Regions from separate parts of the Homo sapiens genome. Here regions 2, 3, 4 and 5 are each linked to region 1. A link is a loop called in an ENCODE intact Hi-C map of the cell type or tissue named here. Cell type or tissue: endothelial cell of umbilical vein. All regions are shown on one strand. Region 1 holds the start of LOC105370802 (a long non-coding RNA gene). Region 2 has its middle 530 kb from the start of SEMA6D. Region 3 has its middle 520 kb from the start of SEMA6D. Region 4 has its middle 680 kb from the start of SQOR. Region 5 overlaps LOC105370802 (a long non-coding RNA gene).

Region 1 (5,000 bases):
GAGGTCCACACAAGGTACAGGTCATTAAGACCTTGCTGATACAACAGGTTGCAGTAGAGAAGCTGGTCAAAACCCACTAAAAACAAGATGGCAACAAAAGTGACCTCACTGCTCATTATTCACTAATTATAATGCATTAGCATGCTAAAAGACACTCCCACCAGTGCCATGACAGTTTACAGATGCCATGGCAACGTCAGGAAGTTAACCCATATGGTCTAAAAAGAGGAGGAACCCTCAGTTCTGGGAATTGCCCACCTCTTTCTTGGAAAACTCATGAATAACCTGCCCCTAGTTTAGCATATAATCAAGAAATAACCATAAAAATAGCCAACCAGCAGCCCTCAGGCTGCTCCACCTATGGAGTAGCCATTCTTTATTCCTTTACTTTCCTAATAAACTTGCTTTCACTTTATGGATTAGCCTCGAATTATTTCTTGTGTGAGATCCAAGAACCCTGTCTTGGGATCTAGATCAGGACCCCTTTCTGGTAACATGAGCACTGGAGTGACCAAGGGCAGAGGCTGGCAGGCGTCTACCAGACGAGTCGTCTTGTCCACCCGGTTGTTGAGCGACTCCTCTGCTGTGCTCACCCTCAGCCGGGTATTGATGGCCAGCAGGGAGATCTGAGTGCTCTCTGCCCACTCCTGTAGGTTCATCCACACCTCACCCTGACTCTTGCTCTCAGATCTTCCACTCCTGCTCTTTCCAGACTTGCAACCAAATCAGTCACCACTCCCCAGGAGTCCATGTAAGCGACCTCGGGCCCCTTCTCCCTCCATACAAGATGGACAAACAAGGGTACTGCTCACAGCTCTGCTCATTAGGAAGACTCCCTCTCCACTGTCCTTTAAAGCCACTCTGGAGTGGGCAGCAGTCCATTTTCCACTCCTACCAGCAGACCCAAGCTTTTCTGCAAGCATCACAGGGAACCCCCTCTGGCCCCATGCAGCCATGATGTGAGCTGGGGAAGGCATCAGTGCAGCAGAGGCAGATGCCCCAGGGATGGGGGCCAACTGTTCATGTAACACAGTTGCCAGGCTTCAGCCCAAACACCTCTAGACAGAATCTCCAGGTGAAAGTCTAGAAAGCCCTATTTTGAAAAAGCTGATTGGGATGTGCCACCAGGTTTGGTTACCAGAATCGTGCAGTTACCCAGCATCAAGGCCCAGTAAGGATACACAGAAAGGCTTCAGTGCATAACGTAGACAGAGTGTGTGCCCTGGCAGAAAGAATCAATGGATACAAAATGCCTCAATGAAGATTTGAAAACTATCACTTTTAAATCAATTGACAATTCAAAACTAGATTGTTTACTTACAGATGGGGCAGTCAGAAACAGCCTGTACTACTCCTCTATAAAAAAATAAGTAGAATTTTGGCCAGGCACAGTGGCTCACACCTGCAATCTCAGCACTTTGGAAAGCCAAGGCAGGGCGGATAACTTGAGGCCAGGAGTTCAAGATCAGCCTGGTCAACAAAGTGAAACCCCGTCTCTACTAAAAATAAAAATAAAAAAATTAGGCCCGGCGCGGTGGCTCACGCCTGTAATCTCAACGCTTTGGGAGGCCAAGGTGGCGGGGGGGGGGTGCGAATCACAAGGTCAGGAGATCGAGACCAGCCTGGCCAATATGGTGAAACCCCATCTCTACTAAAAATACAAAAAAAAGTTACCCGGGCATGGTGGCACGCACCTGTAGTCCCAGGCAGAAGAATCGCTTGAACCTGGGAGGCAGAGGTTGTAGTGAGCCCGGATCACACCACTGTACTCCAGCCTGCGCAACAGAGCGAGATTCTGTCTAAAAAAAACAAAAAGAAAGGAAAAGAAAAAATTAGCCCTGCGTGGTGGTGTGCACCTGTATGTAATCCCAGCTACTCAGGAGGCTGAGGCAGGAGAATCGCTTGAACCTGGGAGACTCAAGTTGCAGTGAGCTGAGATCACACCCCTGCACTCCAGCCTGGGCAACAGGCAAGACTCTGTCTCAAAAAAAAAAAAAAAAAAGAGGTAGAATTTAGTTAAACATGCAGAGAGACTACAGAAATTAACACCAGTGACAGGAAAAGCATGAGCAAATACACAGAGGTGAATGAGGCTTCAATCCTAAGTGTAACCAGGGAAAGGCAGAACCCAGGAGTAACCTGGAGGAAGCTCCAGGGAAGCTTGCAAATGCATGTGCTCATACACACCCCATGTGGCTTCCCAGTCACAACTCACCACAGCTGCTCATAGTTTTACAGTTTCATGCCATGTGTATTGATGACCAACGTCTAGATTTTACAAGATTCCCACATTCAAAAATTTTGCTTCCCGTTAGACAAGATGCAGCATAATTTTCAGTTCCAGAAATGTTCTCTTCCTACCTACAGCCCATATTCCCAAGGCTGCCCATCCCCTGAAATAGATAAATAAACAGAAAACAAGGAGGAAGAGAGAGACAAAAAACAAGTAAGGAAAGGGAGAGAGAAACTGAGAGGAGACAAACAGACTGAGAGGAGAGAGAGACACTGGGGAGGAGGAAGACAGAGAAACAAGATGTTTATGTGGGGTTTTTACATTTGTGGAAGGTGCCCCTGAGGAAAAGCGGGAACCACAGGACAACATAGAATAGAAAGGGGAAGAGCGCCCTCTTGTGGCTCTGACCTGACCTTGTCTCTTCCTAGCCACGTGACCTGGGCAAGTTACTGCTCCTTAAGCTTCAGTCCCCCGTAAAACACGGGTAAAATGCGCTCCCTCAAGATGGTCGTGAGGATTAAATGAGAAATTGGATCCAAAATGCCTAACCCGATGTCCGCCTCAAAGAGCTCGATCAATTGTAGTTATTAATGTTATTTTTATTACGATTGTGATTATGGCAATGGGTGAGCAAACTCACCTCAGCAGGAAATGGTATTGCCCTCCTCCCAGAACCCGTAGAATTTAACCAAAAAGACCATATTTAACTTCGAATTACTTTTGTTTCCTACTCTTACCCTTGTGTACATTAAATCTCACCTACCGAAAACATAAGCCCCACGTCTCATTTACAGCTTGTCTCCCAAGCGTCATGTCTCACGCTAGAAATTAGAAATCAGTGTTAATCAGCTTTGCTCACAAATGCTTTATAATTAAATATGGGGCTGAAGTAAAATAATAACATCTTCCTTTCTGTACATTCGTATAGTGGCAAGCACTTACCTTATATTATCTCACTTGCGCACTCCTTTGTTTAAGAGATGTTTATTGAACACCTCAGCCGGAAAAGCAAAGCCCCTGCTCTCCGAGGCTCGGCGTGGAGGAGACCGAGAGCCGTCGGGGGACTGGGTGCCGTAGCGGGGGGCGGGGGGGGGGGGGACCGGTTGCCTTGGCGGAGGCGGGGAACCGGGTGCCTTGGCGGAGGCGGGGAACCGGGTGCCCTGAGGGGACTGGGTGCCGTGGCGGAGCGGGGGGACTGGGTGCTGTTGGTGGGACGGGGGCGGTGCTGGGTGCGAGGGACGGGGGCGGTGCTGGGTGCGAGGGACTGGGTGCCGTTGGGGCGGAGGTGGGGGCGGGGAACTGGGTGCCGAGGAGAGAGAACTGGGTGCCATAGAGGGCCGGGGTACCGGGTGCGGTGGAGTGGCCGGGTGCAGTGAAGAGGGGGCCCAGTGCAGTGGGGAGACCCAGTGCAGTGGAGGGGACCGAGAGCGACGCTGCAGCACAGCAGCGTGAGCTGGACTTTAAGGACTGTTGTTCCCTGAGAGCGCAGAAGAAGAAATCTTTCAGGTCTGTAGTTAGCTCTGGGAAGGAGTCCAGAAGGATGAATAGGAGTTCGCCGAGCGGAAGGGGTGGAGCATTCCAGCAGGGGGAAAGCGCCTGGAAAGAGAGCGCACGGCGCCTCTGGAAGCTGTGGTCCTTGTGCGTTGTGGGCTGGTGGGAAGGTGGCTGGAGAGGCGAGCAGGGGCTCCTGGAACCGGGGGTTCGGGCCCCTTTACTCAGCGCTGACAGTGCGCAGGTGGTAAACATTCACAGCGTGGCGTTACTTCTAACTGGTCAAGCCAAGCGTTTCTAGGCACGGCCTATAAAAGGCCAGGAAGGACCGAGACCCCTCAGGTTTCGCAGCACGCAGGGGGCGTCCGCAGCCCGGGCTCCAGGAACGAGCCAGGCGCTTTCGCGCGCCCTCTCCGCGTACCATTACTTGCACGGTTCTGTCACAGAACCCACTGACAAGCCCTGCGACGTTGAAAGGGCTGTCGTAAGCAGGTGCTGGCAGGAACCATGGTGTTCTCTGGCAAAAAAAAAAAAAACAACAAACCCACCTATCCTCTCTGGAGGAGCAGCAGTTCCCTTTCCTGGCCAGCAGGATGCCGTGCCAGTGTCCTAGGGGACCCTCTCTGTGAACTCGGGCTCCCTTAGACTGGAAGCTCCTCCAAGGCTGGAGCCCGTCTTACTCACCTGAGGAACCTCAGCAGTCGGCCAGGCCCCATGCGATTGCTAATTGTAGAATGAATGAATAAATTAACACTGTTAATGGAGAAGACAGGATGTGTCCACCTTCCTATCCTTGTAGTAAATGTGGGTTTTTAAACCCCACACCTACACCCATTCTCGGTCCATGTGGCTCACACATGGCTGACCTAATCCTCTCCTTCAAGGATGAGCACATGACTGGTTCCGGGAAGCTCACAAACCCAGCTTGAATCCTCAAAGTTCTCACCAGATTTTTACTGTTAACAGAAAAGAGGCATTGTCTCTGGGTCTGTGGGCTCTAGACCAGGAAAGTCTAACCCTGCCCAGGCCCACTTGGTCAACATATGAAGTGAGTCTACCTGAGAAAGAAACCAACACAAAGAAAGTCAGAGCTGAAAGGTCAAGAAATTAAGAAATTAAGCTTCTTGATCCACCCATGCTTGATCTCCTTCCCAGACTTCCTAGATACTTAAACCAATGAAAGTTTTATTTTTATTTATTTATTTCTACTTGGCAAGTGAAATAATTTAGACAAATACATTTCTCCCCTTTCCTTTACTACCTAAGCAGAAATAGG
Region 2 (5,000 bases), 1.5 Mb before region 1:
TGAGGGCTGGAACTCCAGGCTTCATCAGATTGATACACTTAGCAGGTCCATCAGGGATGTCAAAGTGAAATATAACCAGGTCAGTTGGGTGCATTAGTAACTACTGGGATTTACAACCAGCTACAAATACTATATATGTGTATATATATATGCACACACATATATATACATGCACACATACATACATATATACACATATATATACACAAATATTGTATATTTGTAGACAATATTGTAAACTTGTACATATATATTTATATATACACACATATATAAGAAATCATAATAATTTAATAATTTCTCTTGTCAAGAGCTTATTCTGAATACTACCCACGGACCTCAGAAAAAGAAAGAGCATTTTTTTCCCAGCAAAATGCATCCTCCTTTGTAGTGGGCTAAGGAATAGGCACCATGAACAGGTGATACCATTGTAATTTAAAGAATGGAAGAAAGTCAAATAAGAGTATCTACCATCCAACGAAAGGAACTGTATGCAGAAGTCTTTTGGGATCTCCAACTGAGGATAACCGGCTCCCTCTGATTCTGGGTACACATGTCTGCCTCCATGAATGTTAGCATGCGGCCAGGGTGGGGGAGCAATGGACGTCTACACCAGTGCTTGGCCATTTGTAGAGTGGAAATTGCACTTTGCTTTCAAAAATGGATTCTCCTCCCAGCACCATGCAACTCGACTAGCTGAAGGCACAAATGGAATAAATGCACATTCTAAAAAAAGGAGGGAGGGGGCGAAAAAATAAACCCCACCCAGGAATCTTTAAGGGAAACAGGTGCTAGCAAGAGAAAGCGGCCAGCTGTCAATAACACTTAAAACTCCATCTTCGTTACTCTGAAAACAATTTCAATGGGGGAAATACCGTGCCCTGTTCCTGAGGGTTTAATTTACTAGGCTGTCTCTGTGAATTAGAGTCAGATCTAAGTTTCGCACTCAGGAGCGGTTTTCTCTGTCGACTACGTTTGCTCTTCCGAGCTCCAAGTCGGTTTCTAAAATGGGCAAGCCTTTTCCCTCCCGGCAGCCTTGACCCCCACTCCTCCAAGTCGTCACTTTTATTTACAGCCCGGTGAGCGGTGTCTGTGTCGCTCAGCCTGGCCCCAAGAACAGTCACCGCGAACAATGAGCCAGACAAGGGACCCACCCAGAGAACGCCTGCTCGCCGGCCGCGCGCAAGCCCGCTAGCGCGGGACGCTCCGGGCTTCGGGGCTCTGGGTGCCCCCACCCCTTCCCCTCTAAACCCCAAGGAAAGCAAGAAGGTAGGTCGTTCCCTACACCCAGGTACTCGTGCTCACCCAACCAGCCCTGCCTCCCAGCACCCACCAATTAGATGCCGTATCTAAAAAGAAAATAAAAAAAGCGGGGCAGCGTGGCGGTTCAGCCGGCTGCCGACCCGGATCCAACTCGCCCAGCTTGCGGGTTTGGCGCTCACTTGCGCCCGAGTCCGCGGCATTTTGAAATCCCGGAGGATTTGGGGTGGGGGCAAGAGGTGGGGCCACGAGCCATAAAGTGGCTTCCGCTCCCTCCCCCCGGCCTGGCACAGCTCCGGGATCGGGCAAGACACAAAAGACGGGTCTTATCAGTGCCAACAACTCTGCCGCCGCCTCGGGCCATGCTGCGCACGGGAACCGGGCGGCGGGCCTCGCGGTCGGGTCTCTGCGCCGGCCGCGGCGCGCCGGGAGGCTGGAGCATCCTGGACGCCGCCAGAGCTCCCCGGTGCGCTTTTCGCGCAGAACCTCCGTCAGCAGCTCCTCGCTTCGCAGATAAAGAAGTAAAGGCGACGGAGGAGAAATGGAGAGAAAAGGGAAGACTTACTTGGGGGCCGAAGGCTCAGCCTGACTCCCGCTTCGGACTCGGCAGGTGTCTAGCACCGCGGGCCCAGGCGGAAGGCGCTGGCGCAGCGCAGAGCAGGGACTCCACTTATCGAGGACTGGAAACTCCCCTTGCCGCCCGGCCTCCGCGCTGCGCTCCTTGCTGTCACCGCTCCGAGCGACGCAGGCACGCTCCCCGCTGCCTCCTAGTCCTGGTGGGTCTCTCTGCTCTCTTCTCCGGGTTCGTCCGCTCCCTCACAGACCACACCCTGTCACCTCAGCAGCCCTCCACTCCTTCCTCTTTGACACTTCCACCGGTTACTCCGCCGTCTGCGTCCTCCCACCCCCACTCAGCCCACGTGCTCCTGCCGCTCCCTCGGCTCTAACTTCCCCTGCCGGGAGCCCCCACCTCCGCTCTGAAAACCCTTTGGTCTCTGAGCAGGGGAAAGGTCCTGGGGTCTTCGCCCACATCTCCCCAGGCCCTTCGGTGCAAAGGACCTTGCTTTGATTTTGTCGTTGCGATGGTTTAGATATATTGTGTACTACATATTAAGATGTATTTCTTTAAATGAGCTACATATCACTTTTAATACTGTAGAAATGTATTCCCAGGTGTTAATCATCTAACCGCTGTTCATTGGCCTTTGGAGTTAGACTGTCAGCCCAGCTTTTCTCCATATGCAAAAAGGCCCACAAAGTTCCAGAACACCCTCTTTACCCCAATCCAAGCCACACGTGCCCTTTTCTAATGAGCCCGCTTCCTCGCTGTTATTGTTGTGGAAATATTTTTATATTTACTTTTCCCTGTTTCTGCAGACAATGAGAAGTTCCTTTCTAAGGGCTTCCCTCAGCATTCTGTTCTTAGTTTCATGATAATACCTATCACTCATGTGACATTTTCCTGTTTGGATTACTTCCTCTACTACTGGTCTTTAAGTTTCTCTAGGCAGAACTATTGGTCTGTAAGTTTGTTCAGGCAGAAATAATTCATACTCATATTCATAACTTTGTCAACAGCTCCTAGTGTGGTCCTCGGCATACAGTACGTATTCAAACAATGTTCAAGGAGTGAATGTCCCTTAAATATGAGGCAAGCTTTGGTGGTTTTATGTGGTATTTAAAGGAAGGAAGACTTCAATTTGTATGCTTGGCTTGTATCCCATATAATTAGTCCTGTGGAAAACAAAGCATTTTGGAGTTAGCTGGATGATTGCTCATACGTTCCTTTAATTCTTGAAACAAGTCTTCCTTGTAAGTATTACCCACTTTTTCTAAGATGATACTCAGGTTGGTAACTTGGTGGTCACTAAATGTGAAGACCCCTAAGCCTTAGAGATCCCATGGTTCTTCACACCAGCCCAAGCTGCATCAGGCTGGCGTTAATGCAATACTTGACTGCCCAGCTACCCAGCCACATGCAAAACCTGCCTACCAGTACCACAGAGAGCTTACCCAACCATCTTTCCTCCAAAAATAGCATTTATTTTTCCCTCCCTCTTTCTCTTCTCTTGCTTGACTCACTTAAGTCAGAGTTCTAAAAAACAATAAACAAACACCTCTCAATGCTCAGACCTCTTGTTAAACTTATTGTCTTAACTCCTAAACTTAAAATTACTTTCATGAACATATCTTGCCTTAGCTATCCCTGTGTCTCACACAGGGCTCCATATCTCTTTGGTTTCTCCATTCAAATAAATAGTAATTAACATTTGTTAAGTCTAGAGAGACCAAAGATCAGGTAGCAGCCAGCCATTGGTCCAAGCATTAACACATAATAGCTCATTTAATCCTCAACAACCTTGTGAGATAGAGCCTATTTTATAGTCGGGGAACATAGGCATAGAGGTATATCACATAGCCAGTAATTAGTGGAGCAGAAATTAGATCCCTGGCAATCTGCTTCAGAGGCTGCTTTCTCGACCACCATGCTTTAAATGGCCTGCCATAATCCCTGGCACCTAATACATGTTAATGAGCATTTTAAAAATAATGAATGTTTACCCATCCACACTTAGCATCATAGCAGGAAGAAGAGACGGTAATGAAATGGGTAGAACTTCAGGTTTTTGAGGACATATAATTGACCTCAATACCACAAGAACTGCTTTCTGTGGTGGGACTATGGACCCTACCTGTGGCCTGTATTTGAAACATGAGAGGGACATGGTCCATGCTCATGACATCAGGTGTGCGTGACAGATCGCTGAGCCTTCACGTTTGGGTTCTAGGACCTCCTTCACAATCAGTGAAAGGCATCTCCAGCTAAACCGATTCCTGGCCAAGCCCACCAACAAGCCAATTTGTGTTCTTCAGGGACCCAGCAGTGAGCAATGTCAGTTCCTGTGGCAGGTTAAATAATGGCCCCCACAGATACCCATGTTCTAATCCCCTAGAAACTCTGTTACTTTATATGGAAGAAAATGGATTTTGCAGATGTGATGAAATTAAGAATCCTGAGAAGGGGAGATTATCCTGGATTATCAGCGTGGGCCTTAAGTGCAATCATAGGTCCTTTTAAGTAGGAGACAGAAGGAAATTTGAGACACAGAAGAGGAAAAGGGAATGTGACCACAGAGACAAAGATTGGAATGATGCAGTCACAAGCCAATGAATGGCAGCAGCCACCAGAAGCTGGAAGAGGCAAGGAAGGAATTCTCTCCAAGAGCTTCTCAAGGAAGCACAATCCTGCTTTCATATTGATTTCTGTCCAGTGAAAGTGATTTTGGACTTCTGGCCTCCAGAACTGTACAGAAATAAGTGTATATTGTTTTAAATCACCAAGTTTGTGGTAATTTGTTACAACAGCCAAAGGAAATGAAAATACAGTTCCCAAATCTGCAAGATGACTTTCAATACCTGGGGATGAAACAAAAAGATATTTCAAGCAATTGATCAATTTTCTCTTCTGTGGCCAATGAAGCCAATCATTTGTGGGGAGTGAAGGAGGAGGAGAGAGGAACATTTAGCTCTCAGCATATTATATAAAAGCCTTCCGATCTAGACTTTGCCATTATCTCCAAATAATAAATACATACAATAACTGGGATATACTTATATGATTTAAAGTAGACTTGAAAATTTAAATTTGTTGCTCACTACCCAACCATATTGCCTAAAGTACATGATAGTTTACAATTTTTTTAATTTACTAATATTTTATTTAGGATTTTAGCATCCTT
Region 3 (5,000 bases), 1.5 Mb before region 1:
GTTTGTCAAAAATATTGGTGTCAAGGAAGCAGAATGAAAATTTTGGGCTTTGGGTTTAGAAAAAGTTAAATTTGAATCCTGGTTCTCTTGCTTACTAATTAACCGTTATCCTCCCCAAAGAAAAGAGAAAAAAAAATCTCATCCAATTGCAAGTGTGAATCCAGGTCCCTGCTTGGACCACCCTTGGTGTGAAAGATTCACTTGGGAGTTACACAACACAGGAGCCCTTCTAAGCAGAGGAGGAGGCCAAGCTGTTATTGTTTTCACCTAATCCACTTCCTTAGAGCTCTGTCTTTAGGAATCAACATGATCCTAGACACAATGGGATCCATATCTTATTTTTTTAATTGACAGATAAAATTGTATATATTTATATTGCACAATATCAAATCCTGAAAAATACATACTTTGAATGGTATAATCAAGCCAATCAACATATGCATTACCTCACAGAGTTGTCATATTTTGTAGTGAGAACACAAAATCCGCCCACAGCAATTTTCAAGAATTCAGTATATTAACTATCGTCACCATTTGTACAATGGATTTCTTGAACCTATTCCTCCTGTCTAACTGAAATTTTATATCCTTTGACCAAGATCTTCCCACCCTCTGCACCAACCCCTGGTAACCACCATCCTACTCTCCACATCTATGAGATCAATTTTTTACATTCCACGTGTGAGTGAGATCATGAGGTATATACACAATGGAGTACCATTCAGCCACAAAAAAATAAGGAAAATCTGTAATTTGCAACAACTCAGATGAAGTTGGAGGGCATTATGTTACATGTGTCAGGTAATACCAACTCTGTCCTTTTCTAGGACAGTAAGCCTTTTGACTCCCCAAGGAAATGATTTAAATATATCCAAAAATTATTATTAGTTTACAAATATGACACAGAAAGAAATTTGTATTTTGAAAAATTAGTAAAAAAAATAAGAAATATAAACAATAATACTTAGAGTACTCCATAGTGTGTATATATTAAACAGTGCAATAATTAATGACGGCATGGGAATACAGATCTCCATATCAAGAGGTCATTTCAAGACATTTCTGATAAATTATCCAAAACAGCCAAAGAAACTGGTAGGCTGAGAAAAGCCCTTCAGTGAGTCAAGAATCATCAAACAAGACTTAATGCTAGGATTTTTTTTTCCCACTAATTTTGTTGTGGTAGTTAAATTAGAGGCTATGAATGAACTATTGTGGATTTATTTCAATTAATTCCCCCTCTCCACTCCTTTCTTTCAATCTTTAGCTTAGGTCTTCATTACAAAAAAAAAAAAAGACACTTGCAAGTTCAATCTTTGAGATAAATTTAACAAAGCAAGGCAAGATAGAAGAGCAGTCTATGCACATCTGTAACCTAATTTAAAAACAGAATTTGAGGGGCCATCCTAATTGTTCTTCTGATTTTCTACTCTATTCCAATGATTTAAAGACCTTAAACTCACTGCCTGTGAAAACTTAAAAGTGTTGGCACACAGAGAACCAGTTAAGTTTGGCTCTCTAAACATCTGGAAGATAACCTCGTATACAGGGTACAGCATCAAATCATCACAGGCTAGGAGGAGAGACTCTTCTATAATGGAGAGTAAAATCTCACAGGTTAGGGAAGAACAACTGTTCTTGAAAGTACCAAAGTGATATTAATGAATCCACAGAAGAAGCTAAAAAACCACCACCACAGGTACTTAAATCCAAACTACAGAAAGGGGGAGGGTTAGATTCCCCATTTGGCCACATAGATGAGCAAAGGTTTTTTGAATTTATATGTGATTTTTTTTCTTAACAGTGCTAAGATCTCCTAGTATATCCTGTTCAAGAAACCATTAAGAATCTGGTAGTTTTCCCAGTTACTCAAAATTCTAATGAACAGAAGCAGCCACACAAACCCAACCTGACAAGCTTAAGATCTTTTGTTGGTTGTCTTCTATAATTGATATTATGTGTATATTGAGAATAAATGGATGCTGTAGCCTCGTGCCAGTAGCTCTTTCTAACATGTTTCGCATTCTCTTGAATCGTGTGCAACTTTAGAAATTTCCAATCATCTTACTTTTAAATACCTCAGCTTACAATATGAAAGGGCTTAGCGCTGATTTAAATTAAGACATTTTACATAGCTCTGCCTGCATGCTTTCAAAATACTCAGTCAATTAACATAAGCTACCTTCCAAAGGATTTGCTTTAAGTCAGGTGGAAAGGAATATTATTTCAGAACCAAAGAAGGAAAAAAGAATATGGAACATACAGCAAACCAAATTTCTGAAAAAACGTTAAAACTGCTCAATTTCCCCATATTTTAGGGGGGCTGTCTTTTTTCCTCTTTAAAGAGTTCTACCAAAGATCTCTTTTGGCACACAAATGTCCTCCAGGAGGTCTCCCAAGGGATATAATATCCAAAATGTTGCAGCCCCTTCTATCAGACAGTGGCTCAGAAAGCCTCTCTGCAGCCTCCAAAATACTGCAGGCTCAATTACCCTCCGGGTGCAGTGAACGGGCAGAGCCATTAATCATTCCCAGGGCACTAAACGCCTTGAGAACAGTTCTGAGTCTGGCAGCATTAGGGATGTCCAAGAACTGAGCTTGTCTCCAACAGCTGGGCCATGCTGCCACCTGGAGGACAGCAGAACACATAGCTCCTCAGATGCCAGTTACTTCCCTCCAGTCCTAGTGGACCTACAACGTGTGGGCTATGCTGGATGAATATCACCTGCTTCTTGGGTGGTTAACCCTGTTCTCACGTCTCCAAAAAAAAAAAAATCTGAAACTTTCCCCTTCATTGATAACTTGCTGTGGAGCACCTGAGGCCAGTGGTGGTGGGTGAAGGCAGGTGGCCTGGGGGGCCTTGCTTTCTCTGCTGTCCTTCATCCACACGCTCACCCACGTTGAATCCCCATCTGTAGGTGAGCCTTTCCTCTTACTCACCCATCCAGTTAATGGGGGTCTCACATTCTGTTCTTTCAACAAGACATCGTGTCCACCCTCAAAGTGCTCAGACTCTGGATGAAGAGGTAGACAAGAGAATAGAAGGCTGTGCTCATTCATGATAAATGTTCAAACACGGCGAGCACAAGATGCAGTGGAACCCCGAGAAGAGATACCTAAATTGGTCAGGGTCAGGGGTTAAAGGACATTAGGAAAGTCTCCCGTGAGAGTGATCCTTTAGAGGCATCATGAAAAGAACAAGAGTGTGGTTTTGACATCTGGTAAGACCATGGTAAAATACACAATTATAACCACAAATCATGCAAACTTTCTGATTTTCATTTTCTTCCCCTGGAAAATTTTTGTATTAATACCTATCTTATAATGTTATCAGGGGAGATAGAAAATTATATATGTCAAAGAGCTGTGATAGTATATTAGCTCAACACCAGATAATCATTTTTGTTCTAATTATCCCAGCTCTGGCAGAGAAAGTTAGACTTATCTGGGCAGAGATAAAGGGCAGGGAACGGATGATGCAGCCCAAGTAAGACAGGTGAGAAAGCAATGTGCTCTGGGGTCTTCACACAGCACATTGTCACTGGAAACACTTCTGTTTCACCCTTCTTTTCATGTTTCTCTGTGTCCATCTTTCCTCTTTTTATTCTGCTCTTTTTTTCTCCACTGTCCCCACTTAACACTCAAGGGAAAGTAAAAATGCCATTTGTTTCTAGAATATTAAACAAGTTTTTAAGTTTCAGGTAATTAATGATAAGAATATTTGTATGGAGGAGAAATAGGCATCTGGAAATGATTCTTTTTTTCATCAAATTTCCTTTACGTAACTTGGTGGAAAACTTAGTAGGCAGGTAATGCTATTCTGGTAAGTGCTGACACCGGTTGATCCCTATAGAATGCACTAGTTAAGTTTGAGTGAGCTGTAGTGACACCTCCTGGTAAGACAAAGAGAACATCATTCAACACAAAACTTTCCAGGCCTTTATACTTTTATGATAAAAAGCAGTACATGAAAACATCTTCCATATGAAGTATCTTCCTAGGTGGAACAAAAAGTTTGTCTGTAAAGATAGATACACTCACATATGTACATACTCCAGTTGACTGACTACCATTTTAAAAACTGGCTGAGTCAAAGAAAGAAAACAGTTTTGTTTTTATGTCATGACATCAGGTAACTGTAATTTCCTAGACAAATATTTCATTCACATATTTTGGTACTATGTGTGCAAGGCCCTACTGAACATTCTCTAAAGCTAAGAAGAAGTTACTTTATGTAGTATTTTTGACCTGGTTCTTTGTGAAATGCTGATCTGATACTTCCTCTTGAATGCCTGGACTACCAACACCTTAATACTTCCACCTCAACCCTGCCCACTCCCTAGCCCCCACACGCAATTTCCCATAGGTCTGTCCTGGCCTGAAGTATCTTCAAGTCTAGAGTCCCCCAGTCCACTTACCTCCCCACTCTCCCTCTCAAACTCTCTAACTCTTTCAAAATGCACCGGTGTTTTGACAAGCATTTTTAAGACATTAGGTACCAGAAGTAAATGATAAGGAGTGTTAATAACTTAACCTTCTGTATCTCCTTAGTGACACATATATGACATATATATTTGACCTTGTAAATATTAAGTTAGCTTCTCTCAGAAATACAATTCCATGATCTTAATAGTAAGAATCTCAGCCAGCCAACCAAACCTATCATCCATCCACCCATCCACCCATCCACCCATCCATCCATCCACCCATCCACCCATCCACCCATCCATCCATCCACCTACCCACTCACCCAATATTTATTTAGTTGTCTACCATATGCTGTACTCTCTGTTAAGTATTAAGGGAACAAATGTAATCACAACAGACATTATCCTTGTTTCACAGAATTTAAAATCTAGTCATGAAATAGAGGGGAAAAGAGTTAACCAAACAAAAGAAAAGCTCAAATTGAGATAAGGTCTATTAAAGAGACAATAAGGAATAAAGAGTGAATAAAAAGAGTAAGAGATATTCTGCAGATTAATAGAAGTCACAGACAG
Region 4 (5,000 bases), 610 kb before region 1:
TTCATCAATTAAAATTATGGTTTAAACTTTGTGGTAGGCTAATTGGCCCCCAAAGATATTCAGGCCTTAATCCTTAAAACCTGTGAATATTACCTTTTATAGAAAAAGTGGCTTCGTGGATGTGACTAAGGATATTGAGACAGACAGAGAGATTATCCTTCCTTATCAGGGTGGGAGCTAGGGAGAGGGATATTTGACACAGAAGATGAAGGCAATGAAAGCATCTTACAACACAAGTAAGATGCTACACCGGTGGCTTCAAAAATGGAGGAAAGTCTGGGCGCAGTGGCTCACACCTGTAATGCTGGCACTTTGGGAGGCTGAGGTGGGCAGATCACCTGAGGTCAGGAGTTCGAGACCAGCCTGGCCCACATGGTGAAACCCTGCCTCCACTAAAAATACAAAAATTAGCCAGGTGTGGTTACACATGCCTATAATCCCAGATACCTGAGAGGCTGAGGCAGGAGAATCACCGGAACCCGAGAGGCAGAGACTGCAGTGAGCTGAGATCACACCACTGCACTCCAGCCTGGGTAACAGAGCAAGACTCTATCTCAAAAAAAAAAAAGAAAAAAAATGGAGGAAAAGTCCAGGAGTCAGAGAAGGAAATTAATTTTGGCAGCAGCCTCTAGAAGTTGGAAGAGTCAAGGAATAAATTCTTCTCTGGATCCTCCAGAAAGAACAAGCCCTGCTGGCACCTTGACTGTAGCCCAGTGACACTGATTTTGGGCTGCTGGACTCCAGGATTGTAAGAGAATAAATTTGTGTTGTTTTAAGCCTCTAAATTTGTGTTAGTTTATTACAACAACAATAATAAACTAATACAAACATAAACTCCCTTGTGATATTAGTACCAATAGTCCTTTGTCTAAGGGTCTAATTGCTTTGAGTTAGCCTAAAAATGTTTTAAAAATCTAGTTTCTGGACACACAGACCCCGGACCATACACAGCGGAAACCTTCTAAGAAACCCACTGCCCTCCCAAGCAACACCTTTAATTTGGATTCACACTTTCTTTCAAACTGCAGTAGGATGCAGTTTCCCCTACTGTGGCCTCTGAAAAATACATCAGTTGGTTGATTTTGCATGTAACTATAAGGCATCTAGTAGGGTTTGAAAAAAATAAGCCAAAATAAAGTATCGAGTTCACATACTATTAATGGCTGCAGCTACTGTCATTCAAATGCAGCTATTCTCCCTCACTTTCTTATTACAGAATGCCCTTACTAATCTTCTACAGGTATCAATGCCACCCAGCCCTGTCTGGACTGGATGCTAGTCTGCTGTTTCTTAAACCTTAATATGCATTATATGCAGTGAAATCACCTGGGGATCTTGTTAAAATGCAAATTCTGATTCTGTAGGTCTGAGGCAGGACCTGAGATTCTCAATTGTAATAAGCTCCCAAGCAATGCCAGGACTGCTGGTCTACAGACCACACTTTTAAGTAGCAAGGTGCTAGATCATACTCTGGAAGTTTTAGCCTAAGGTGGATTTAAATTGGCACTACCAACAAAGCCTTGTGATATTCCCAAACCCTTGCAGAACTTACCTTGAAATACTTTTGCTGGATGCCGCACTCTACCTAGTGCACCGTCTCTGGTCCTGGCCTGCACGTTAAGTACTTCCTTTGCATGCCTCTATTCAACATAACACCCTTGAATCCCATCCTGGTCTTCAGAGAATTTTTTCCTTATGATGTGGGCACTGAACTTGTAAGAATCTCTTCTGCTTTTCCTGAATGTCAGTGTTTCTTCAGTCCCCTGAAATCTTACTCTAAAATGTTTCCTTTATCCTGTTCACCTGCACCCCTAGGTTGCAAAGACTTGCTCAGTCCTTAAATAAAGGCTTTTTCTACTGGTTTGGGTCCACGTCTAATGAATCTATGCCTAGACAGGGCCAGTGTCTCAGGAGCTATCAGGGGCCCAACATCCTGCCATAGCTGGCTTACCTTTGGTGGCTCCCAGCAATATCTTAGAGCCTATTTCCATCCCTTCCTGTTTTAAAACTACCACTCCCTGTGGCATCCCCTGTTGATTTCAGTTTCTGATCTGAGTAATGACTATAGTCTTTGGTTAATTTATGAAGGACACACAACTGGCATACCCTGCACCCCATAAAAGATCAAGTATTTTCTCCTCCACCTGCTACATACAGGTTCTCCCATTTGGTTCACTTCCTCTAGCCTCTATCAAAGGGCTTCCCAGCTCTCTGCTGCCCTCTCCTGGCATTCTTTAGCACTGTGCTCACATCAGCGCTTGAAGAGCCAAACCAATGGAATCACAGACCCTTGATCTGCAAAGACCTAGAAAGGTAATCTAACTAGCAAGCTGAACTGGGCATCTACTACTTTTATCAGCATTTTCTAAGTAAGAATTTCAACAGAAATATAGAAGGATCACATCCTTAACAGAGTTTCATTTCTAACAGAATGAAAATCACAAGAATAAGAATAGAGGAGAGAAACTTTAGAGTAAATTTAAAGAAGAAAGAGGACCCCAGTTTGGCTAAACTAGTGGTTCCCAGGTCTAGCTGGAAAGATTTCAAGAAATATTGTCCTCTGGGTCCTACTCCAGTTCATTCCTGATTACTTATATTTTTGATAATCTTCCTAGTGATTCTAATGACTGTTAAGAGCTCCTTGTTTAGACTATAAAATATGAGATATGAATTAAAATCTGTCATATTATGGAAAATATTAAATGACACACTTACATTTTATAGACAATTTTTGAATATTTGTAAAGAGCAGCAGACCTCACATAAAAGGGTGCTTTGGTTTATACTTTCAGAGTACAGATCCTCCTGACCAGACTTTGTTCTCTGGCCTACCGCCATCCTTCTGTGCTTGTCCAGCCTCCTGCCTCATTAAGTGTTTTGCACTATATCTTTAATGCTGACCCCCACAGAGGATCCATGGCTCCTCCTGACTAGGCACTGCCCCTTCACCCTAGTACTACAGTCTTAGCCCACTCAGGGAAGCCCCCTACCACTTCATGCCCTCCAAGCAACACACCCTTCCCTCTCGGACTGTGCTGCCCCCTGTTCTGTGGGCAGACCCAGATGGTGAAGGCCTGGGGTGGGGGAGACAAGTGGAGCTACACTAACAAATGATACAATGAGGCTCTCTAATACTGTTTTCTCGGATACTCCTAATGTTGCTTCTATCTAATAATATGTTCTGATTCTATAAAAGCTATTGTCTCTCGCCTTGGCTGGAGTCTTTCCCATCCTATCCTACTTATCATAAGTACCACCCTTTCCCAAAAGACTTTCCTGACTGCTCCACCTCTCCCTAGTCAGAGTCCACTTGTACTTGTCTTGTGTACCATTATTTCGCATTTAACATGCTTTAATTTTCTTTCCTTCAAGATATTCAAGTTCTCTATCTTACTTAACATGTTGTATTTTTAGTTGTTACACTGCAAGTCTCTCTCATCTTTATACTGCTTTATTGCGCTGGAAAGGCAGACCACGATGCCTTGCACACAGTGGGTGTTCAGTTAGTATTTACTGATTGGATTTCTTCCAAGCGTCACTGGCTCAATCCTTAGAAATAAAACCCCAATCCTGGTAAATCTGTCTTTCTTGGCCACTTGGCTTTTTCCCTTCCAATTCACCAGTGCTTACCCAATAATCTCTTATTCCTCAGAGGCTAGACTCCACGTTTCTTACCTCCTTTGGCACCCATTTCTTACTTCTTTTGGATGATCATTTCTATCCTTTAGCGAACCTCAGTGTGCTTTTTCTCCTTTCCAGTGTTTACTCTGCTTAGCTAGAAGATCACTGGCAACTTTGAATTTGCATTTTTAATCAGGCATTGCATCATATTTTTACTCTATTATTCTTAGTTCCTGTTGCATTTAAGCTACTGCGGGGTATATGGGTGAGAGCATAAACATAAATAAGAAAGCAATTTGCCTTACTTCATCTTCTAAAATCTCTAAGCGTTAATTTTACATAAAGCAATATCACTTTGTCTTCCTTTCATAGAAACGTTGCCTGCTATTTTTAAGGTAAAAATAAAGGCTCTCTTAGGGCAAAACCTACCTATTCCAAAGCCCCTTCTGGAAACAAATATTATTTAAATTCAGTTAGACCTTTTGCCCAAGGTACACCTTCCAGAGGAAATGAAAGCAGTACACTTCATTTGGCTCTGCTCCCCATATCCCTATCCTATAATTCTTGTCCATTACAGCTTATTTCTGACCCTGGGATGTTGTGTGTGCTTCGTACATAGAGAAATCTGATCCTCACTAAGCTGTCCAACTCCAGGCAAACCCCAGCTCTGTGATTATGGCAGGGAACTGCTATAGCCTGCCAGGTTTCTCTGTTGCAGGTTTACTTCCTGTGCAGTGGAGTCCCCCTCTCCCAGGTGTCCACACAACCAACTGAACACCCTCAAAGTTCCCTGCATTTAGGGTCTTTGCTGCCCTCTCCTGTTGTCCTTTGACAGACACACCAACCCAGGAACATCAGAAGTGAGCTTTCGTCTCTCTCTTCTCACTGCTGTCTCACTCCCATGTCTGACAGCCACTGAGTGATCTCCAAACGAATCTGAAAATGTGATCGTCTGAAATGGAATTCAAATTCTCTCTGCTCTTCAAATTAGCTGAGAATATGAAATGACCTCCCAAATCCTAAACAGAAAGGCAATGGGATGCCCAACAATGTGGTTAGTTGTTAGGGGTTTGCAGGGAGCTGAGAGAGGCAATGAGTATTAAGGCACAGGCTCCTCCAGCTCTGCCAGTTACTAGCAGGATTTCCTTCTGCCAAGTTGTTTTGGCCACTTATGCTCCATGTCCCACATCCACAAAATGAATATAACATTACCTCTGGGCCATTTCAGTAAGCAAAATCCCAAAATAGTTAGCACTCAGATGATGCTTATTATTGTGTCAGGCACCGTGCTGAGAATTTGGTGCATTCCGTCTCTTAATCTTCATAACATCCACGAGAGATAGAGACTACCCCAATCTCATTTTACAAATGGAAAGACT
Region 5 (5,000 bases), 85 kb before region 1:
ATGGTGCAGTGATGACTTACAGTCTATACCTGCATCCCAGAACTCTATTATTTTCATTCCACAAACATAATAAGTTCTTACTATGTGCCAGTTTAATAGTCCTCCCCATAGGAACTCTCCATTGAAATGATCCACAGGCATCTAAACTCAGCATGTTCAAAACTTAAATTATTGTGCCACACACACACACACACACACACACAGTCATATTATTCTTCTGTCTTTCCTTTTTAAGTAAGTGGTACCACCCATGCACCAAGTCAACCAAATGAGAAATGTAGTAACAATCTTAAAATCTCTTTTCACCCACACCTACATCCAAATAGTCACCAAGTCCTGTGGATTCTACCTCCTAAATTCCCTAGAATCACTCCCCTCCTCTCCAGTCCACTGTCCCACCTCAGTTAAGCCTCCACCCTTTTTCACCGGCATTACTGCAAAGTCTCTTAATTGGCCTCTCCTTTCAGTCTTAGTCTCGGCCAAACAATTCTCCACACTGGCCTTTCTAAAATAAATCTAATAATAGCACCTCTCGGTCTTAAAAAATTCTGTGGATCTCTACTGGCCTCAGATAAGATCCAAACCCATAAAAATGCCAATGATCCAGCTCCCAGCTACCTATCTAGGATCACATCTCAACACCCCACTCTCCTACCTATATTCAGTGCCTGTGGTTTCCCATGCTCCCTCACTCTTTCATAACTCGGTACACACTGGTACCTCTACTCAAAGCCTCTTTACCCTCTTATTGTCTATCCAGATTTGTTCACACTCCCAGACTCAGATCAACTGTTGTGTCCCTAGAATATTTCCTCTGCCTTTCCCCTCACATCCCCACTCTGAATTACGTGCTGCGTTCTTGGGAATTCCAAAGCATTCTTTGGAATGTTGATACTTCTCTCTACCCTGGCACTTATCACACTTTCTTATGTTTCGTATCCTCTACATTGTAACCTGCTTGAAGCCAGGAATCATTGCTACTCAGTATCTCCAGTCCTATCTCAGTGCCAGGAACATAGTAGATATCCAGTAAGTGTGTGTTGAATAAATGCTTGTAGAATGGAAGATTTACAGTAAAAAGCTTCCCCAGGCTTCATCAGCTATGGACACCAATGAAGTCATAGTCACAATATTAACTCAAAGCCCACTCTGGCCCCCAGTCCTTTCATGTTAGATCTCAGACTCTGCAAATACACACACACAGAGAGAGAGAGAGAGAGAGAGAGAGAGAGAGAGAGAGAGAGAGAGAAGGCTGTGCTCAGGAAATTGCTTACACATGATTCCTTCAGACTGCAGGAGCTTCCCACTCCACTTGACCTCAGCACAGTCTCCACTGGTCACTGATGCCCCTTCCTGGCACCTGCACCGATGCTGCGAAGCCTTCATGATGGTGGTCTTCAGCAAAAGAGAAGAGTAAGTGAGCAGAGAAGAAAGCTTATCTCCTCTGTCAGAGATGGCCCAAAACAATGCAGCTTGTGCCTTGATTTTTTACACACCTTTGGATAAAACATCTCTTTCACCACTAATTTGCACACCCCTGCTCTGCATGGGGCCCCAGATAAGTTCAGTGGAGGTTGATGTCAGATAAATCTGAGTGATGGACACAGAGCTGACTCAGCCACTTTTCCTTTCCAACAACGATGGTATTCTTGACAGAGGAAGCTGATCTGCCTGGATCCTCTCTCCTTCTGCATTAGTGTTCAGTGCCCCACCACTCCCTGCCCAGGGGTTCATTGGATACGGCTGATTTTCACCTATATTAAGCCGGAAAACTGTCCCTGCCACACCCTGCCTCACACACTGTGCTGGCACAGGGCACATAATAGTAAGCAAGGCAGACATGCCATCATGGAGGCCACAGAGCATAAAGGTGAGAGACCGAGTGCTGGAGCCAGGCCACTTGGGTTTACCCCTGGCTTTGTCACTTTCTAGCTGTGTGACCTTGAGCAAGATACTTTACCTCTCTATGCCTCGGTTTTCCCATCTGTAAAATGGTGATAATAGAATACCTAATTTATAGTGTTGTTAGGACGAACAAGTTAAATCATGTTAAACACCATTGCCTGGCACATAGCAAGTACTCTATAAAAGTTAGCTGGTATTATTATAGCCTAATGGTAGATAAAAAACAAAATAGACAAATAGGAAAAATAATTACTGATTATAATATGTGTCACAGAGAATAACAGGAATGGTGAGAGCAGGTCGTTTTAGGCAGAGCCAGAGAAGACTCTCCAAGGAGGTAATTTAAGTTGAGACCTTAAGTTCGAGAAGGAGCCAGCCACAGCAATAGCTGGGAGAAGAAAATTCCTTGCAGAGGGTCAGAAGGAGCAGCAAGTGCAGAGTTCCCAAGACAAAAAAGAGAGCTTGGTGAGCCCTAACAGTAAGAAAGGGTCAGAGAGCTGAGCAGACTGAACAAGGGGCAGATGGCACAGGAAAAAAGGAAGACCAGATTGTGCAGGGTTGATGACTGCAAGAGAAAGTTTGGAGTTCATTCTATGTTCAGCGAAAAGCCATTGGAAAATTTTAAACCTGAGAGTGACATCTAATCTACATGTTTTAAGATTATGCTAATAGATTGAAGGTAAACAAGAGTAGAAACAAGAAGAAAATTAGGAGACTATCGCAGTCATCCAGGATAGAGATGAGGGTGACTGCCACTAGGGGGTGGTGGTGGAGATATAATAAATAAATGGTCTAGGTCTAGTGTTCTCTACAGAGAAGATGCAGTGGTCTTTGCAATAAGGCAGAGCTGGCTGGAGCATTAAAAGTTAAGAGAATGTGAATTAACCTGTCTTACTATAACCTGAAAGAGAGAGATGTTTTTGTTTGTAAACATGGTGTTCCGTGAAAGACAGACCATCACTATTGTCTACAACACAAAGCAATGATTTACTCAGTGTCTGCAATGTAGTCTAGCTCTGGATTTGGTAGAAATGACTTTGTTCCAGGATGGAAGCACAAATATCTTCTTTTCTCCTGATACATATCTCAGCTCTTGTTTTTGAGTCATTAAAATTATTTTTACAAATATTCTAAATAATAAGAAAGCAAACAAAATAGGCATTAGCTTCAATAATCATGCAAGAATTAAGTTATATACTTTGGGTTATTTATAAAGCAATAGATTTATATTTTACAGGTTATAAATGTCTTGTATTATATAAGCCTTTTTGTACTAAATATATATACTATATTAAAATATTATATAGAAATTGGAAAATTTTTATTTTACATAATTAATTTTATAATAATTTTCTTTTATAAATATTGATGATTATATACATGATTTTTTAATGTCACACTCTTAGTCAAGAATGTAGCCCCAAAGGGAAATAAAATTTTCTTCACGAGAATTTTTAAAAACTTACTTTGGCAAAATGTGGCCTGCTTATAGTCTTGTATTACACTATTTCCTGGCACAGGTCCACACACAGAATAGATTTTAAAGGCATGTTTTGGTATCGTCTTTTCTCTGCTCTCAACCAATGAAGTTTTCTCTCTCATAATCTCTCGTCATGAAAAAGTAGGTTCCATCTAAGAAAAGTATTACCAAAACACTTCAAGTACAAAAAAAAAAAAAAAATCATGTCAACGTATATTTATCAAACAACTAATAAACTTCTTCCTCTATCCACTCCCAAAATCCATTTATTTCATCCCAACTAAAATTAAAGTACATGTAGAATTGTGCCAACTAAGAAAGTAACTCATGTCTTAAAGAAAGTGGAAGAGAGCTATAGTCAGAGGGAAATAAAGGAAAATAAAAGAAGCCACCCAAACTTAAAGGCCACTTCTCTCAGGATGGCTTTCAAGACAAAAGCTCAAGGGAATTAACATTTGTTGCATATAAAAACTTAGGGAACATAAAACACTAAACTAATGTGAAATTCTAACCATCCAGAGAACAAGCACATTCAGAAAATGGAAAGCATGATACAGTGAAGAGAATAAGCAGAGCCAAGCTTGGGAGGTAGGATAGATTTTGTGAGAAGTCAGGTTAATTCTTAATTGGTCAATGCATGGAAGAAAACTAGCAGATGGGAAGCCAGCCAAGGGACTCAAGGTTAAAAGCATTAAATAAAACACTTTGAGTAAAATGGTAATCAAACAATAATTCACAAGTAATTTGGCTGATTAAAAATGTCTGAAAGAGGCGGCCCTCAACTCCACTGCTGAGCTAGGAATTCCATATACTGAGCTTATAAGCATGAAAGTTGGGGTGAAAGCTGCATGTCTCCAAAATGGTCGTCCTTCATGTTTATGTGTAGAGGATGATCTCTTTCTGGGCTGGCTGAGTTGGTGTCCAAGGATCTATTTTACCCATTTGTTCAGTATCCAAGATGGTGAGCCTATCTGATTATCTAAAACACTGACTCCTAGGGCCAGACTGGAAAATGGCCAAATCCTTCGGGGAAATCACAAAATCCAAATGAAAGCAGATTCAGAATGGTTATTTTTAAATGTGGCACATCATTTCCATAGGCCAAGAAAAATATCAGGTTAGAGAGAAGAGTAAGAGTGCAGAGGGATGTGGCACCATTAGAAATCCCAACAGAGGCCAGGCACAGTGGCTCACAACTATAATCCCAACACTTTGCGAGGCCGAGGTGGGTGGATCCCTTGAGCTCAGGAGTTTGACACCAGCCTGGGCAACATGGCAGGACCCTGTCTCTATTTAAATATATACATACCTACACACATACATATATATACATACACACACACACACACACACACACGCATATATTTCTTTTATATATATGTACGTATATATTTCTTATATATATTATATATATTTGAAATCCCAACAGAATGTACTCTTCCCCCAAAAGTTTTGAAGAAAGGCCCAGCTGGCCTCCTGCTTTTGCCCGTGTCCCTGCAAATCTCTTCTTAACACAGAATGCAGGTAATTCTATTAAACATAAGTTGGATTATGCCCTCATCTCCTCTAAACCTTCCAATGACTTCTGACCTCCTTCAGAGTAATTTCCAAACCC

What was found. Hi-C counts contacts between places; a loop is a spot of excess contacts. Peaks named below come from ENCODE experiments on the same cell type or tissue, not always from the same donor. Only the 100,000 strongest peaks of a DNase experiment are listed, where the experiment ranks them.
Region 2: it touches region 1 in a loop (10-fold over the local background); 6 of 110 quality-filtered maps call a loop at or near these places.
Region 3: it touches region 1 in a loop (5-fold over the local background); 6 of 110 quality-filtered maps call a loop at or near these places.
Region 4: it touches region 1 in a loop (7-fold over the local background); 26 of 110 quality-filtered maps call a loop at or near these places.
Region 5: a loop joins it to region 1, with 7 times the contacts of the local background. A loop is called at or near these places in 67 of 110 quality-filtered maps.

The regions. Positions count from the first base shown.
Region 1 is chr15:45,703,465-45,708,464 of GRCh38, reverse strand. It overlaps LOC105370802 (a long non-coding RNA gene), which reads right to left and starts at 3,270. Exons shown (of 5, transcript NR_135680.1): 1 at 3,176-3,270. In endothelial cell of umbilical vein, a CTCF peak has its summit at 2,632 (motif pointing left); a DNase peak (open chromatin) is centred at 2,654; H3K4me3 peaks cover 1,340 bases.
Region 2 is chr15:47,181,244-47,186,243 of GRCh38, reverse strand. It overlaps a transcript of SEMA6D not described here. Among named protein-coding and RNA genes, the nearest start is that of SEMA6D, 530 kb to the left of the region's middle. In endothelial cell of umbilical vein, no CTCF peak of the experiment used is centred here; DNase peaks (open chromatin) are centred at 1,873 and 2,843; H3K4me3 peaks cover 1,928 bases; H3K27ac peaks cover 1,390 bases.
Region 3 is chr15:47,193,801-47,198,800 of GRCh38, reverse strand. It overlaps a transcript of SEMA6D not described here. Among named protein-coding and RNA genes, the nearest start is that of SEMA6D, 520 kb to the left of the region's middle. In endothelial cell of umbilical vein, CTCF peaks have their summits at 2,641 (motif pointing left) and 3,905 (motif pointing left); DNase peaks (open chromatin) are centred at 2,590 and 3,880.
Region 4 is chr15:46,309,548-46,314,547 of GRCh38, reverse strand. No RefSeq gene overlaps it. Among named protein-coding and RNA genes, the nearest start is that of SQOR, 680 kb to the right of the region's middle. In endothelial cell of umbilical vein, a CTCF peak has its summit at 2,230 (motif pointing left); a DNase peak (open chromatin) is centred at 2,217.
Region 5 is chr15:45,788,190-45,793,189 of GRCh38, reverse strand. The region is part of intron 1 of LOC105370802 (a long non-coding RNA gene); the gene reads right to left. Among named protein-coding and RNA genes, the nearest start is that of SQOR, 160 kb to the right of the region's middle. In endothelial cell of umbilical vein, a CTCF peak has its summit at 2,646 (motif pointing right); no DNase peak of the experiment used is centred here; H3K27me3 peaks cover 193 bases.